Regions from separate parts of the Mus musculus genome. Here region 1 is linked to region 2. A link is a loop called in an ENCODE intact Hi-C map of the cell type or tissue named here. Cell type or tissue: left cerebral cortex. All regions are shown on one strand.

What was found. Peaks named below come from ENCODE experiments on the same cell type or tissue, not always from the same donor. Only the 100,000 strongest peaks of a DNase experiment are listed, where the experiment ranks them.
Region 1: a loop joins it to region 2, with 2.4 times the contacts of the local background. A loop is called at or near these places in 2 of 42 quality-filtered maps.

What each region holds. Positions count from the first base shown.
Region 1 is chr2:101,915,805-101,923,804 of GRCm38, reverse strand. No RefSeq gene overlaps it. Among named protein-coding and RNA genes, the nearest start is that of Commd9, 34 kb to the right of the region's middle. In left cerebral cortex, no CTCF peak of the experiment used is centred here; DNase peaks (open chromatin) are centred at 3,476 and 5,049.
Region 2 is chr2:101,998,316-102,006,315 of GRCm38, reverse strand. The region is part of intron 4 of Ldlrad3 (low density lipoprotein receptor class A domain containing 3); the gene reads left to right. The region is part of intron 1 of Gm39888 (a long non-coding RNA gene); the gene reads right to left. Among named protein-coding and RNA genes, the nearest start is that of Gm39888, 10 kb to the right of the region's middle. In left cerebral cortex, no CTCF peak of the experiment used is centred here; DNase peaks (open chromatin) are centred at 2,918, 3,523, 3,902, 4,460 and 4 more places; H3K27ac peaks cover 3,928 bases.

The sequences.
Region 1 (8,000 bases), 83 kb after region 2:
TGTATCATTCTTGAAACACCAGAGCGGAGGCATAGCTATAGAAGATGAATCCTAACCAGAGCTAAACTGGGGTATAATAAAAGGATTTTTGTAAACTTCGGGAAGACAGAAATTCACTGTAGAATTCCGAGATTTTCTTACATGGATTGTCCTGGGCTTTGGGATTCATAGCAGCCAGTTCGCAGAGTTGTTAGTCTCGTTGAGGAGGGAAAATGTTAAATGTAGCGGTGTGGGAGAGGCAGGCAGAGAAACTAAATAACCCAGAGATGCCGCAAATTTTAAAGGACAAGAAAATAATATTTAATAAGGCAGTTTCAGAAGGCTTCTCCTTGGAGGCAGGTAAATGTTTAACCAGGAGCTCCAGGCGTGGGGAGGCTGTGAACTGTGGTATTTGCCAAGTTCTGAAGTGTAAATACTCCCACCAGGGCCAATTTCCAGGTAAGCACATGATGTTGCTGAATGTGTCACCGGACAGAGAGACTTTCAAAGGTTGATTTGACCACTGCTCTGGGAACTTGGATGGAGATTTGGAGTTACAAACCAAGTCAAACAAATCATTAGGGACTCCAGAAATCTTCTGTATTCTGCCATAAAGCCTCAGCTGAAGTCAAAGGCTACTCAGTCTCCTTCTTCCATTGCATTCTGAATAATAATAATAATAATAATAATGATGATGATGATGACGATCAATTGTAAGGAAAAATGTCAATTTGAAAACTTTTGGAAATGTAGCTTTATGCAGGGTTAAATAAGATAGAAATGGAGATATGCATCTTGTTTATAGTCAAGCAACTGGCCCAGGGGATAGAATGTGCTCTGTGTGCTCAGAAGATCACTTAGGGCTATAGCTCTGTGGTACAGTGCTTGTCTAACCCCCTCGAGAACCTAGGTTCAATTCCTACCATTGCCAAAAGAATGGGGAGGGGAGAACAAAAAGACAAAGGGAATATTGCCTACATGTGCACCAAGCAGAAAGGCCATTTAGGAGAACAAGTATCCCATGGTTAGAAGGTACCGCTATCAAGAATAAATGTCCTGTGACAGAATAACCTACGGATAGAAGGTACCACTACCACTGGTCATTTACACTGATCTAAATGAAGCTGATCCTGGCTCCCTGACCCTCCTCCTCTAGTCTAGTAGGGAACACAGAGGTGGCTGGTCCATGCCCTTGCTTCAGTAGTGGTCATGAGATTCAAGTTAGGTCACTCTGAGCTCTTCTTAGCTCTACAGTAGCTTGCCTTTATAGGATGCTAAGCTGATTCCGAGTAGAGCAAGTGCTCGCTTCCTCTTACGCCCAGGCTTCCCACAGCTATGCCTTACTTCTTCCTCTACTCCTCCCACACTGAAGAGGAGCCACCTTCTCCCTCTTCTCACTTCCTTAAGATGAATGTTTTACTATGGTGACTTCTGACCTTCCTAGCTCCTGGTCTTCCTAGCCATTGCCTATTGCTTTTGCTCTGTGCAGAGCAATACTCCTTTCTATCGTGCCCCATGAAGACAGGGTATGTGCCTGTTGTGTGGACTTTCATATGCCTATTAATGCCTTGACCATTTTTTAAAATAAGTCATTAACCTGGGTCTTTCTCTGAGCATTCCATCTGATTTCTTTTCCTTCAGTCACCCCACCATGCTCCAACCCATTATGGCCACGGTCGTGAACTGTCTAGCAGGGCCACCAAGGATAAAGAATTCCCAGCAAGTATTTGGCCATCTCCAAAAGATTGAGGCACAGTTTTAGATGGGGTCTCCTCAGTCCAAACAGGCTACAGGGAGTAGATTCTGACATGACCCCAGTGCTTCCCAGATCCTAATATCCATGGCACTGTGCATGCCCTTCTCTTTGGATGTAGGATGGACTCATGACTCGCTCCTAATCAGTAGAATATAGAAAAAGTCATGGGGTATCACTTCATGATTGGGTCAAAGGGCAATGCCCTCTGACTAGTTGGTTCTCTCTCTCTGTCTGTCTCTATCTCTCTGTGTGTCTCTCTGTCTCTATCTGTCTCTCTTCTTGCATTATATATATCTGAAGGACAGAGCTGTCTGGCAAGGAGTTGTGGGTAACCTGTAAACGACTGTTGGAAATGGAATCTAAGTGTCACATGAATGAAAATATTCCCCAAAAGTCTTCAGATGTGGCTGCCACCTTGATTTTAGCCTTTGAGAGACCTGAGACAGAAGTCCTGATTGAACTATCTGGATTCCTGATTGACAATTACCATGTGGCTTAGTCAGGGTTTCTATTCCTGCACAAAACATCACGACCAAGAATCAAGTTGGGGAGGAAAGGGTTTATTCAGCTTACACTTCCATACTGCTGTTCATCACCAAAGGAAGTCAGGATTGGAACTCAAGCAGGTCAGGAAGCAGGAGCTGATGCAGAGGCCATGGAGGGATGTTCTTTACTGGCTTGCTTCCCCTGGCTTGCTCAGCCTGCTCTCTTATAGATGCTGAGGCCATGGAGGGACATTACTTACTGGCTTGCTTCCCCTGGATTGCTCAGACTGCTCTCTTATAGAACCCAAGGCTACCAGCCCAGAGATGGCACCACCCACAAGGGGCCCTCCCCACTTAATCACTAATTGAGAAAATGCCTTACAGCTGGATCTCATGGAGGCATTCCCTCAACTGAAGCTCCTTTCTCTGTGATAACTCCAGCTTGTATCAAGTTGACACACAAAACCAGCCAGTACACCATGAGATAATAAATATGTTCCTTTTGAGTCATTAAGTTCTGAGGCAACCTGTTATGTGTCCATAGATGACTGTACACAGCCAAATGAAATATCACCTCAATGTTATTTCTTCTGCTTCCTTAAACATTCAGGCCGGCCCTCCTGGGCTGAGCATTCACAGTGACAGAGCCAACACATCCTTCAGACTTTGTGTTTCAAGGTCCGAAATCAATCGGAAGCTTCACTATATCTCTTTGAAAGGCTTCCTGGCTTGAACATGTTTTCCAGATAGAGGCCAAATCCTGGACCTCTAAAGACATGTAATGCCAATCTTTGGAGCTGAGGTGGCATTACCTTGAGAGATGGTGACAAAGATTCCTGAAAGTGACCTAGGGCTCTCAGATGAAATGATGGCTATTAATCATCCTGATAATGAGGGGAATGGCTTATATTTTGGACAAATGTGGCTACCAGGTCCTATGTTTGAGCCTTTTCCAGTGGGCTAGCAAAGTGTTGTTGTTTTAATATATCCCAAGCTCCTGACATTGAATGAAAGTGGACCCTGCAGAGAGCTCTGGACCCCTCTGACCCTCAGCTAGAGCTAAGACATAGTATGCTAGTAAGGGATGGGGAAGAAACTGGGCCTTTTTCCAGTCTCCCCAAGATCCATGGTTTCCTAGGCAACATTAAACACCCAGCTGAGGCCCTAAACAGAAGCAAAACAAATCAGCTCCCTGAAAGAATGTCTACACTGCTACCATCCCACAAATTATGTGGCTTTGCAGAGGATAGCTGGGAAACCCACGACAGAAGAGACAAAGAACTGAGGCTTGTATTCTCCCACAAGCTGCTGCTGCTGGGGGCTGGGAGAGGGAGAAGGAAATAGAGGGGTTACCTAGGCACCTTCAGTCCAACCTCAGGGAAGGCGGAACAGCTCCTCCCTCAGGGCCTCAGAGTTCTGTATGTTGAGACAGCCTCTCCTTCTCATCCCCTGGCTGCTGCAGGCCAGAGAACAGTCACCACGCTCTGTGAACCACAGGTTCTGCCACATAGGCTAAATCCAGGAAACTGCCAGGGGGTGTCTGGGGCAGTCAAAGCTCTTGACCTTGGGCTGCAGTCTTCCTTTAGGGTATGGGATCCAGTGAGTCTGGGTGGAGAAAGGCCCTAAGGAAGCTTGAGGGGGGTGGGGAGAAAAGAAAAGTTGCTGTGGGGTCTGAGAGGCTTGGGACTGAATCCAGCTTCAGATACCTGCACCGTGAGCTTGGGTATATTTCCTGATATACCTTTCAAGTCTCAGTGTCCCCATCTAAACATGTCCGGTAGTTTACTTCCTGTGTGTCTACCTTGTACGGTTCAGCAGGTCAAGTGAGATACTTGTCTTGAACCCAGATTTAGGGGAGCGCCAGAAAATTCAGTAACCAGAATAATTATTATTCCAATTATATAATAGATGCATGTATGCATGTGCATGTGGTATAAATATGTGTTCTTGTGAGCGTGTGCACATGCAAGTGTGTATATATGTATGTGCATATAGAGACTTAAGATCTGAGTTGGTGTCCTCTTTGATTGGTCTCCATGTTATTTTTGAGACAGGGTCTCTCTCTAAACCTAGGGCTCTTTGGTTGGGGTAAACTGGCTGACCAATGAGCGCCTATCCCTGTCCCCTTCCCGAGATAATGAGCTCCAGAGGTTTGTCTATCCCCGTCCCCTTCCCCAGACTTGAGGTTATAAATACAAAGCTGTACCTGGCTTTCAAGTGTTCTCTTGCTTATGTGCCACACAGTATACTAACCAAGCCATCTCCCCCAGGATTTTTAGTGCAATATATTTAAAACTCTATATTAGTAAAAAAAAAAAATTGATGACAGAAAAAAATACCACAAGGTATTGTCTGCTCAATAAGTGCTTGTGGACCATTAGCAGACTTTGGATTTTCAGCAGGCTCAGAAGGCATGAAGGGCCTTTGCTGGCCAGCCTTGGCCCAAGTTCAACTTTATCATCCTGATTTACACTAACTAGTACAATGATTAGCTGAATACATAGAGAGAGCCTATAGACCCATCTGATCCTGTCATTTCTACTCCTCATCCCTGTCCCCTTGGATATGTTATTCTGCCAATCTAGGCCTCAGAGTACTTATGTGTAGATTAGGGAACAAACACTATCTCTACCAAAGGGTTTTACAACACAAGATACCTGACCCATAGCCCATGCTCAGTCGCCATGGCTGTCATTATAGCCTCATTTACCGGGCATCAGGATAACATGAATTTTTTTTCTTCTGGCTGAGAAGAGATGAAACAGGCTGGCATCCTATCACTGCCTCTGTGATAGGATGCATCTGGCCAGCTTTCTTGTTAATCAAATATGCAGCTGGCTTGGGAGCTGCTGCCCAGGAGCTGCTGCCTGGAGCGACCTTTGCCGCTGTGTCTGCTGCCATCTGGATATCAGAGGGAACATACAGAGGGGGTTGGGGCAAAGCAGGAACAGCTGAAGCACAGGGCCTAGAGAGTCCAGGTCTCAACTTGTTTGTAGCACAGGAGTTTGAGATGCACAGGTTTGGCAACGAAATAGCACCCCTACGTTTTTTCCTTCACATTCACGGAGTGGGGGCTTTGGTTCAGTTTGGATCAATCATCTGTTCTGATGACTGAGCTGTCCAGTCTGAGGATAGCTGAAGATGCAAAGAACTCCAAGAGGGCAAAGAAAACATATTCTAAAATATTTTGGAGTGGGTATTTTCCTTTTTATGCTTTCGACAAAAACTGGCAGTAGGCAACAGTGTTCATTTGTCTATTTAGTAGGATACAGGCCTACACTAAGAGCCAGGAGGATTGGCTGGTAGGACAGAGGAGCTACTCAATGGCAGAATGTAGGCTTCTACAATTTTTACAGTGTTGGAAAACACCTGGGGAGCTCATTATAAAACAGAATTCTGGGCAGGAGAGAAAGTTCCTTCTGTAAAAGTGCTTGCACTCAGTTCAATCCCAGGACACGGTTTTCTTTTGTCTTGATTTAAACTGGGCATGCTTGTAGTTCTAGCACTGGGGAAACAAAGGTGGGTGGCCCCTAATTCTTATTGGCCAACCAGCTAAGCTAAGGGAATCTCAAGCCAGTGAAAGACCCCATCTCAAGGGGGACAAAAAGGTAAATGGTACCTGAAGAACAGCACCCAAGGCTAGCTTTTGGCCTCCACACTTAAGCAGACATACTTGTGTATCCACTGGCACACACACAAACACACACACACACACACACACACACACTCACACCCTGAGCACAGGTCTGCCTCATCAAGTCTAGGGGTTTGGGAAGCAAGAGTCTGCATTTCTAACAGAACCCCAAGTGACTGTGACTTTGGTGTCAGTGGGTTTGGGCTCTGCAGTCACTCCAACTGCAGCCTGGGGCGGAGTAAAGAACAGCTCAGCTCTTAATGGGTGGTGGGACCTTTGGCAACGTAACCTCTCTGAGCCAGGATCCTCAGCTATAAAACAGATGAAAATAGAAGCACTCCATGCGGTTCCCAGGAGAGTGAAATGAACTATGGAATCCCCCACATACTCCAAGCCCTACCTGGAATACAGGAAGTCCTCAATTCATGTTAGCTCTTGTAATCTTTAATGGCTAAACATCTCACAATGAGGACTTCATATGTGTGTCTTTATAAACAAATTAGAAAAAATGAGTAGGAAGTCCCTATGCATTCATGCCTACATGGAATATTTGCATATCCTTTCAAGGGTCTCATGGGGCCCCGGAAGCTCATCCTTCTCACACCCTTGGTTAAGTAGATTCTCATAGTGTTCACATTTGTAACATCTGCCTTCTCTTCAGAATTCAGAATGTCAAAAGATATTAGACCAGGTAATAATAGCTTCTGAGCTTCTGTTCTGTGGCTGTGGTGATGTATGTTTCTCTCTTCCTTTAAAGGCACCCACTGGTGTTCCTGTTCTGCACACAAAGTAACTGAGGCTCATCTGTTAGAACCAAGGTGTGCCTAACTCTGGCAGACTGTCACCATACCTCAGTCCACTTCCTTAGGGTGATGACAGCACTAGAGGAATTTATTTAGCAAAGACTAAGTGTCAGGCCCACAGGGAACAAATTAAAGGATGTCCTTGACCTTAAATAATTTTCATCTAGCTAAGGAATCAAGATGAGCAATGGGAGCAAGATGTACTTCAGTGACACAGAATCTGCCTCATAGGCTCACAGCTCTGGATTCAGTCTTTGGCACAACAGTAAGCAAGTGAATGAGTAAATAAGTAATCATTATAATCAAATAACGTATATGGCAGACATTTCAGTGGTTCCTTGTATTTGTATGTATTTGCTCTCTGTATTTTGTAGCTTCCTTTGCAGCTATATGATGAGCCATATTTTGTTGCTTCCCTTGCAGCTATATCCTGAGACTGAACCTGGCCAGTTAATGCAGGTGGGCAAGGAAGACGCTTCCTGTAGGTGTGGCCCTAATGAACAAGTGTGTTCCCTTTTTTCCCTTGATTTGCAGCAGTGACTATGACAGCTGTGTGTTCCAGATGATGCTCTTCAGATACAGGAAGACAGCTCAGCCGGTATCTGATTGAGATAAGAAAGGGAAATGAATCTCTGGGGGGTTACACCATGAGATCCTTGGTTACTACAATATTATCTAATTTCCTCTGCTCAGACATATGAGGTCATCATGGTTGTGAATGAAGCGTTCCAAAAAGATCAGTAGGTATTGAAACATATGTCAAACCACAGAACAGAAGCTCAAAAACTAGAGCTATTATTACCTGGTCTAATACCTTTTAACATTCTGAATTATGAATCACCCAAAGGCCACATTCTAGACCCAGCAAGACAAACTTATTTAGGAAATGTACTAGAGATAATTAATCTTTAACAAGGAATTTCTAAGGATTAACTAAATTTGGGGAGCCCTGTAATGGGCTTCCCACATAGTGGAAACTTCTTCTACCTCCACCTGAAAACCACTTGCAACAGAAACATTATCTATGACCACTAAGAAGGTAGGCTCTGGGTGGAATTTCCTTGGCAAGAATTCTCTCCCTTAGCTATGTCACTTTAGTAATTAAAAAACTGCTTCACCTTTAGCACTTAAGAAAATATATTTTGTACAGCTATTATAATGATTAAGTTAATATAATATTTATTGGAGAGTAATAAATTGTCCCCAACTTAATGGCATAAAAATAACAAAAATCATTTTATATATCTTAAAGTCAAGGTCATGAATTCAGGGGTAACCCTTGGGCAGTTCTGGCTCAAGCAGTCTCATGAAGGCCTGCTACATGTTGGCTGGTGCTGTTATCT
Region 2 (8,000 bases):
TCACGAGGGCATAGCTTTTGTTCTGAACATGGATGTTTTCCCTGTCATTCAGCAAGGCTGCTGCAGATGCCTGCTCGGTGGGAGTGCTTTGGAATGCATGACTGGAAGAAAGTCTTTCTTGCTGTGGTTTTCTTGAAATGAAAAAGTTAAAGGAAAGGTAGAAGCCTCGCTTAGACTAGAAATGAGGAGGATGAGGCGGCGTGGAGTTAGAGATGGTGTGGGTAGTGTGGTGACAGTCCCAAGGAAAAGACAGTCCATCCACAGGACAGCAGGCAGACGTGATCCTGTCTCATCCCTCTGTCCCAAGCCTGAGTCTGCCCACAGATGCCCAATGCTGGCTTCTGCATCTTCTCAACAGTGCCCCACCCCCCAAAAGGCTCCATCCCAGACCCTGTTCATTACCCAGAGCTGATAAGACAGTAGCAGAAAATTTCTAAATCCCCACTGGCTGTGCGTGAGGCAGATAAGCAGTGCTCTGACAGCAATGAAAGCAGTCCCTCCCCCCTACCCCCGCCCCTGCATTGAGCCCGAAACACGGAATAAAACTGAGCCTGTGCTTGCATGGGCATTCCAGGAACGTGGAGATGTTGGAATTCCAGCAGGCCATTTGTGGGCAGTACTGCAAGCCACCAACTGTTTGTTCTTGGACTTTTCTGCGATCCACACAGGCCAGCCTTGAGGGCCTTTGCCACTGTAACCAGAAGATCGAAGCTCCCAGAAAGCCAGTGTGATCTCCCAGCCAGTGTAGATAAGGCCCAAGAGACTCCAGCTTCCCATTTAGCATGGCAGTTGAGCCAGGCCCTCCCTGAAAGATTTAATTATTCCACGCAGCAGTGCTTGCTCTCTCCCCTTAGTCCATGTTAGCCTTGCTGCAGCAGCAACAAAAAAAAGTAATTCTTTCTCAGAGGTCATTTTTTTCCTTCTAAATGTTTTTATTAGCTCCTTGTTCAAGCTAGGAACTTGCCTGGCAGAGGAAAGCGTCTTTGATGGGCCTGGGAGATGGCTCAGAAGGCAAAGCGCTTGTTGTGCAAGCACGAGGACCTGATTTTGGACCCCCAGCCACCATGGGAAAGACACCAGGCATGGCTTCTGCACTCCAGCGCAGGGGGAGCGGAGATAGGGGCATCCCCTGAACCTGGTACTAGCCAGCCTTGCCAAAATAGTGAGACCATGCCTCGGAAATTAATAAGGTGGGCAGCAATAGAGAAAGACACCTGACGCACCCTCACAAAGGTGAACACATCTACAGAGAGTGGGGACAGGGACTCTGAATACAGTAACAGTGATTGCCTTTGTAGCCATAGCTTACTTCCTGTGTTGGTTGGGAGGATTAGAGTTGAAAGTGCATTAGTGACCTTTGAATGCCATGCAATTATGTACTGGGAACCTAAGCTGGAAGCCAGATCCTGGATCTCTAGAATGCCCATCCATCTCTGATTTCTTCCTCTACTAGGAGAGAGAAGGAAACTATTTGGCATTTTCCAAGAGCTGTTGGAGTATGATATACTGGGTGTGCTCTCCCAAGATTCCTGTGAAGCAAAGGCTAGTTGAATGGACGGATTGATGGATGGCAGATGATGGATTTATGGATGGATAGATGACAGATGATGGATGGATGAATAGATGGATGACAAATGATGATACATAAATATATTAGTGGGTGGATAGATGGATGGATGGATGGATGGATGGACGGATGGATGCAGTTTGACAGTTCCAAGGAACAACTCCATTTTCATGCCAGGACTTAACCAGCTCCTCTAGTTGAAGAGGTAAGGTGGATACCATAGAAGATGTGTCCATCCAGGGCTTCACACCGGGGAAATTTTGTTTTGCCAGTAAGTATAGTCACTGTGGCAATGCAGCCCCTAAGTAGAGTAACAGGGGCAAGTGTAGGTTATCCGAGGACACAAGCCTATACTCCAACCAGCTTTGTATAACCCACTATATGTAATGCATCATAGGTGCTCATTAAATGTTTAAATGAATGAAACGTGTCAGTTAACATAGGCTCTCTGGAAATACATTAACATCTATCAAGAGTTCGGCAGTCTACAGATTTTGAAATATCCAAAAATAATCACCCCTGGAGAGATCTCCGTAAATCAGCAATGAAAGAGCTAAGAGAAAACTATAAATCATTCCATTACTGTTTCATACGTTTCCAAGTAAGTGATTTTGGAAGCATGAGTGGTGCATAAGCTGTATTTAGCCTTGGTGTGCTAAGCAAATTTGAACCAAATATAAATCCTGGCATGATATTTTTAATCCCCATGGGGAGGGACAGGACGCTGGAGGAGAGTTGAGAGAGCATCCAAGCTATTTGGGAAAGTTTAATCTACATTTTTAGAAAGATGCAGTTTGAAGAATTAGAATATCAATCACCCCCACTGGTGGGATTCTTCATCTAAGGAGAAGTGACAGCAGCCCCAGCGTTCCTCGAGTCTCTTCAGATCACATTATTAATATGGGTTTTGTCGCCCTGTGAGCCATGTGTGAGCTTTCTTGGCATATGTCCCTGTCCTTCGTCTCCTTATTTACAGCTTGCAGTAGACTTGTTGAGTGTGAAGCAAGAACCCAGACAGAATGTTAATGCAGACAAATGACATGTGAGCCGGTGACATCTTGGGGCTTGGGTGCACATCACTGAGAGAGGCCCAGTCAGCTGTGGCCATGCTCTGGCATTAGCTTTGATTTGCTCCGCATTGCATGAAGAATGAAGTCTCAGCTGTGAGCATCTCAGACAGGAGCTGATGATGGCCCTTAAATCTATCCTTCCCCACCGGAGACTGACTTAATTAGCCAGGGCGCTGAGCTTAACTAATGGTGGGGCCCGGTGAATGCTTGATTTGCAATGGAAATTCAGGTTGGCATGGAGTCTCGGTGTTAAGAATGCATTGGTGAGTTTTGCAGCAGTTCCCCAGCCCCTTCTCACAAGTCTTCCTTCCTGGAATATTTCAAATTCTGAGACAGCCTTGTCCTTAGAACTGGATCCTATCCACCAGCCTCAGCGGTTGTGATATTTAGCAGGACAGATATAGACAGACTTGAGAGGCCAAACAGCTTCTTCCTCCTCAGACAGATGAAACAAAGACCAGCTCACTGCCTGGCTTTGTGTGTCTGTCTGCAAGGGTGTTTGGTATCAGGGGAAAATTCCAGGAGCTAAATCCAGGGGCAGAAAAAGCAGTGCAGCTGCATTAGGCAGGAAGCCAGTGATCTGGGATCAGGAAAGGGGTCTGGGATGATGGAAGCCTCAAGATAAGCAGTTTTGGTTGGATGCCAGCACGGGCAGTTGCCTGCTTTAATGTCTGGATAAGAACTTGCTTGTAATTGGTAGATGGATTGCGTGGATGGAGATGGAGCATGAAAATAATCTATTCCCTTCCCTCAATTAAACATCCCCCCCTTCTTTGTCATTCCGACTGCTCAGCTGACCCAGCCTCCTGATCGCCAGCACAAGAGCAGCTCATATCCCTGCGGGGTGGGGATTCGTTTCTGGGATCCATATCAAAGTGCTTGCCCTGACTTCCCTACCTATGATGTGTGGCAGGGTAAGTAACATACACAGTGTGGATAAGTGGGTTTGGGGAGATGCGGATCCGAGATACCAAGTTGTAGGTGGGCACCTTTTAAGTCTCATTTCCGTCCAGTTTCTTCCTTTCCTATCCATGTACTGACGTGCCCACTTGACCACTTCCTCATGCACTGATGGTGGCTTCCTAAAGAGTGGTGTGTGTACAGCGATGGGGATTGGGCTTCAAGTAGGGTTTTTTTTTTCCTTTAGAAAAGAAAATGAAAGATAGATAAGAGGAGCTAGTTCAGCAAGCAAAAGCGCTTGCTCTGCAGCCTGCCAACTTCAGCTCAATCCCCAGGATCCGAATAAGGGAGAAGGAGAGAACTGAATCCACAGCATTTGTTCAGAAATGCTTGATACTTGGTGGCTGGGTTGGCAAGGGATGGTGTTTGCAGTATAAGTGCAGTATATTAAGATGACCGACAGCTAAGAGGGGAAGGCTTGGAGTACTGGACAAGACATGTGGACTCCACACCACAGAAATTTCTGTTTGTTGGGTCAGCAGTGGCTGCTCACCTCCGTGCCCTTGCCCTGGTCTTGCTTCACTGGCTTACAGAAATAGACACCAAGAGCTTCTGGGAGAAGAGAGACATCAGTGATAGGACTGGGTAAAGACATTGCTTCTGCCACTTCCCCTAGTGAGACTTTGGGTTACTTAAGAACTGACAGTGTGACTGAGTCTATGAATATCAGCAACTATCCATCTTGGAGCTTCTCAGCTCAGCTTTCAGAAAAGATTAAAATTGTGGAGATGCCTTACATGAACACATAGGCCTTAGGGCAACTGTCCATCAAGAGTGACCTCCTCCTCTTGCTCCTCCTCTTCTCCCCCTCCCCTTCTTCCTGCTGTTGCAACGTGGTTAGACCCACTCAAGAGTCACTTTATTTAAACTTGAATGAGTCAGCCACTTGGAAAGCAAGCACATCAATAAACTCATTACTCAGATGAAATTGTTCCCCTGTCCCTGCACCTTACATCTGTCCTTAAATTGCTCCTCATTTCCAGAAACAGATGGCCTGCTTCAAAAAATTTTTGCTTGAATGGAAAAAACAATCTAGAGATGATAGATTTCAAGTGCACTGACTTGCGGGGGAAACAAGATGCTGATGTTGAGGCTGACCACTGGCAAGGAGTAGCATCCAGTCTGGTCCCTAACTATTCATCCACTGTTCTCTGCACTGTACAGCAGTTTCCTTCCAAGTAATGGAGTTCTGCAGGAGAAGTGACTGTGTGAGACTCTTCCTAGAATCGAGTGGTTAAAAGCTGACGGGCTGACTCCTTTAATTTCTTAAGCAAAGCATTTAGAACAGAGCTAGGTGCTTTGTAAGGAAGCAGCTAGGTTCCCCAATGTCCCAGATCTGGATGTAATGTTAGAAAATCCAGTGTTACAAATGTGTTTCACCTGGAATTAGCCAGGGTTCAATTTTTATTGTTTGTGGAAAAGGACATCTTTTTAAAATCTTATGCAACTGATTTGCTTTTCAGAAACACAATAAGTCTTGCTTCCATTATGGAAGTAAATACTCTGATTACAGGATGTTTCAAGAATATAGAAGGGGGAAATAAACCCGTGTTTCCCGCTTGCAGAAATAAGCATTACAGCAATTGGCATTCTTCCTTCTACCTTTTTTCTGTGCTAAGGTAATGGAGTCTCTTGGTCCTTCCAATTAGGATATTCATTGCTTTGCATCCTATTTTCTCCCTCTTCAGTAAATATCTCCATCCTGAAAACTCGTGCTTGGCGTCCTTAATGGCTATGTGATGTTCTTTCAGATGGCTCCATCTTATTTTCGTTTATTCACATGACTGCTAGTGGCGCTTGGGTTTTGCCAATAAGCTGTGATTCACATATTCATAGCAATTTCTCTTCATATATATATATATATATATATATATATATATATATATATATATATATATATATATATTTGGTGTGCCTCATGTATGTGTGTGTGTGTGTGTGTGTGTGTGTGTGTGTATGTATGTGTGTGTGTGTGTGTTTCCTGTGTGTGGGTGCAGGAATGTGTGGTTCACAATGGTGCCTCAGTTTCTTTCCACCATGGTGAGGCAGGATCTCTGACTTGAATCTAGAGGTCTCTGATTCAGCTAATCTAGCTGTCCAGCTTGTTCTGGGAATGCCGTTTCTGCCTACCTCTGCATGCAGTCTGCCACAGTCACCTGGCATGTATGTGGGTGCTGCACACATCCCCAGCAAGTGGTTTACCCACTGAGCTGCCTTGCTAGCCCCCATAACAAGCTTTTTAAATTTTCCTAGTTTGGATTACTTCTTTAGGTCAGTTGTTCCTAGAGTTTATATCAGCCCCAAACACACTTAAGGGCTCATTGCATTTTTATTACTAAGCTGAAGTAGAACTGTTTACAGCCCCTACAAGCGATTGAATAGACTGCTTCACCTCTTCTATATTGTGTCTTTGCCAACATAGGGTGTTACTGCTTAAAATACCCTTCCCATGTTGCAAGGTCAGACATGGTATCTGTTTTTAACACTCCATGCTTCCCTCTGAGGTTGATTGCAGTTTAATTTATTAGGACGCTGCTGCTTTTCACGGAACTTAAGAGCCGAGTGCTCCTGAAGCAGGAAGTTCTTGGTTTATAGCTTTATAACACACACATGCAACATATTGTTACTTTTCTTTTTGTTTGGACCCATTACCTGACAGAAGCAACTTAGGGAGTCAGGAATTGATTTGGTACCAGTCAGTCACGGTCACGACCAGGAATGGGGGAAGGCAGGAGAGAGGTGACCAATGGAGGAAGCCAAGAGAGATGGCTGCTGGTTCTCAGTTCACTTCCTCCTCTTTATTCAGTCTGGGACACCAACCATGGTGCCCCCACACCTGAGGTGGGTCTTCCCTCCTGTTTCCTGTCTGGAAGCACACTCAGAGACACACCTAAATTCTAAATCACTCCCATTGATAAAGATGTTGACAATAATGACCAACATCACCTCAACTAAAGGAGGGGGTGGCCTAACGGTCCTAGAACTCTGGTGATTGAGCTGGCTTCTCCATCTTCCGGGAAGAAATGATAATTGCCTCTGGTTTGTTTTTGTTGTTGTTGTTGTTGTTGTTGTTGTTGTTGTTGTTGTTGTCTTTCTAACTTCTGACTGAGCCAGCAGCCATTGGACACCTCCTGTTTGTGGTCCTCAAAGTGTGTTTTCCTCGCTCCCCCTTCCTCCCTTTCTTCTCCTCTCCTTTGTTCCCATCTCCTCTTCCCCTGCTCCCCTCTGCATCCTGCAACAGCTCAGGTGAAGGTCTGACAGCAGGAAATTAACTGGCTAATCCACACGCGGCGCCCCTGGGTCCTGCCCCTTTCTCTGCTGAACATGATTTATGGTTGTTTGGCAGAGGGTCAAAATCTGATTCTGCCAAGTGGAATAGAGGGGAAAATATTTGATTTCTTTGACACCGTTCATTAAAAATTCATACGTATGGATCTGAAAATGAAACATTTCTTCATGTCAACATGAGTTACAGGGAGAGCCTTGAGCAAGACCTGGCCATTCGAGTGCCACACTGTCACCCGGCAGTGACATCAGCACTGCAGTGCCTTTGATGAGACAAGATTGGGGAAAGCCATGTAGACTCCAGACGGTGCTGATGAAATTTTTCTTCTCTGTCCCAGGGGATTTTCCTTGTAGCCAGAAGCCAGTTGTTTAGAACCCACTTTATTCTGTTGTCAAATCCACATGAGGTCTCCACTACTGGTACGATGCATGTCAGTTGACTAGTAAGCTACGACTTACACTGAATGCTCCCACTCTCTCTACTTGTCTTCTTAATTTGTTCTTCCTTGACCTGTTCCTTTCAAGTCATCCGATTTTCACAGTGTCTGGACTCCAGGCCTTTCATTATAAACACCATCACTTCTTGGAAACATGATTATCCAGCCCAGTGCTTCGCAAACTGTAATGCATACATAAATTGTCTGGATCTGTTAAAACGAAGGTTCTGATTCAGCAAGTCCAGAAGGGGGTTGGAGAGGCTGCATCTCTGCCAGACTCCCAGGAGACACCACTGTACGATCTAGGCAACAGGCTTTGAACATCAACACTCTGGTATTTACCATGTCTGTGCTGGTCTGAAAGCCGTGCCCACCTAGGATCTGTAAATATCATGTGACCTTATTTGTGAATAAAGGTCTTTGCAGATGAAGTGAATGAAGTTGAGCATATAGTCAGTTATACAAGGAACCAGCAGTAAGAGATTCATTCATTCATTCATTCATTCATTCACATCATGAAATTGACTCATACTAGGTCCAAATCTTTGATGTATGCCAACAGGCCGGAAACTCAAGGACTCATGCTGCAGTCAGTCATGAGTCAAAAAGCAGGATTACTTTTTCATGCAAGAACCTGGGTCACTTCTTCACACGCCTGTAACTGAGTAGAGGCCCAGCCAC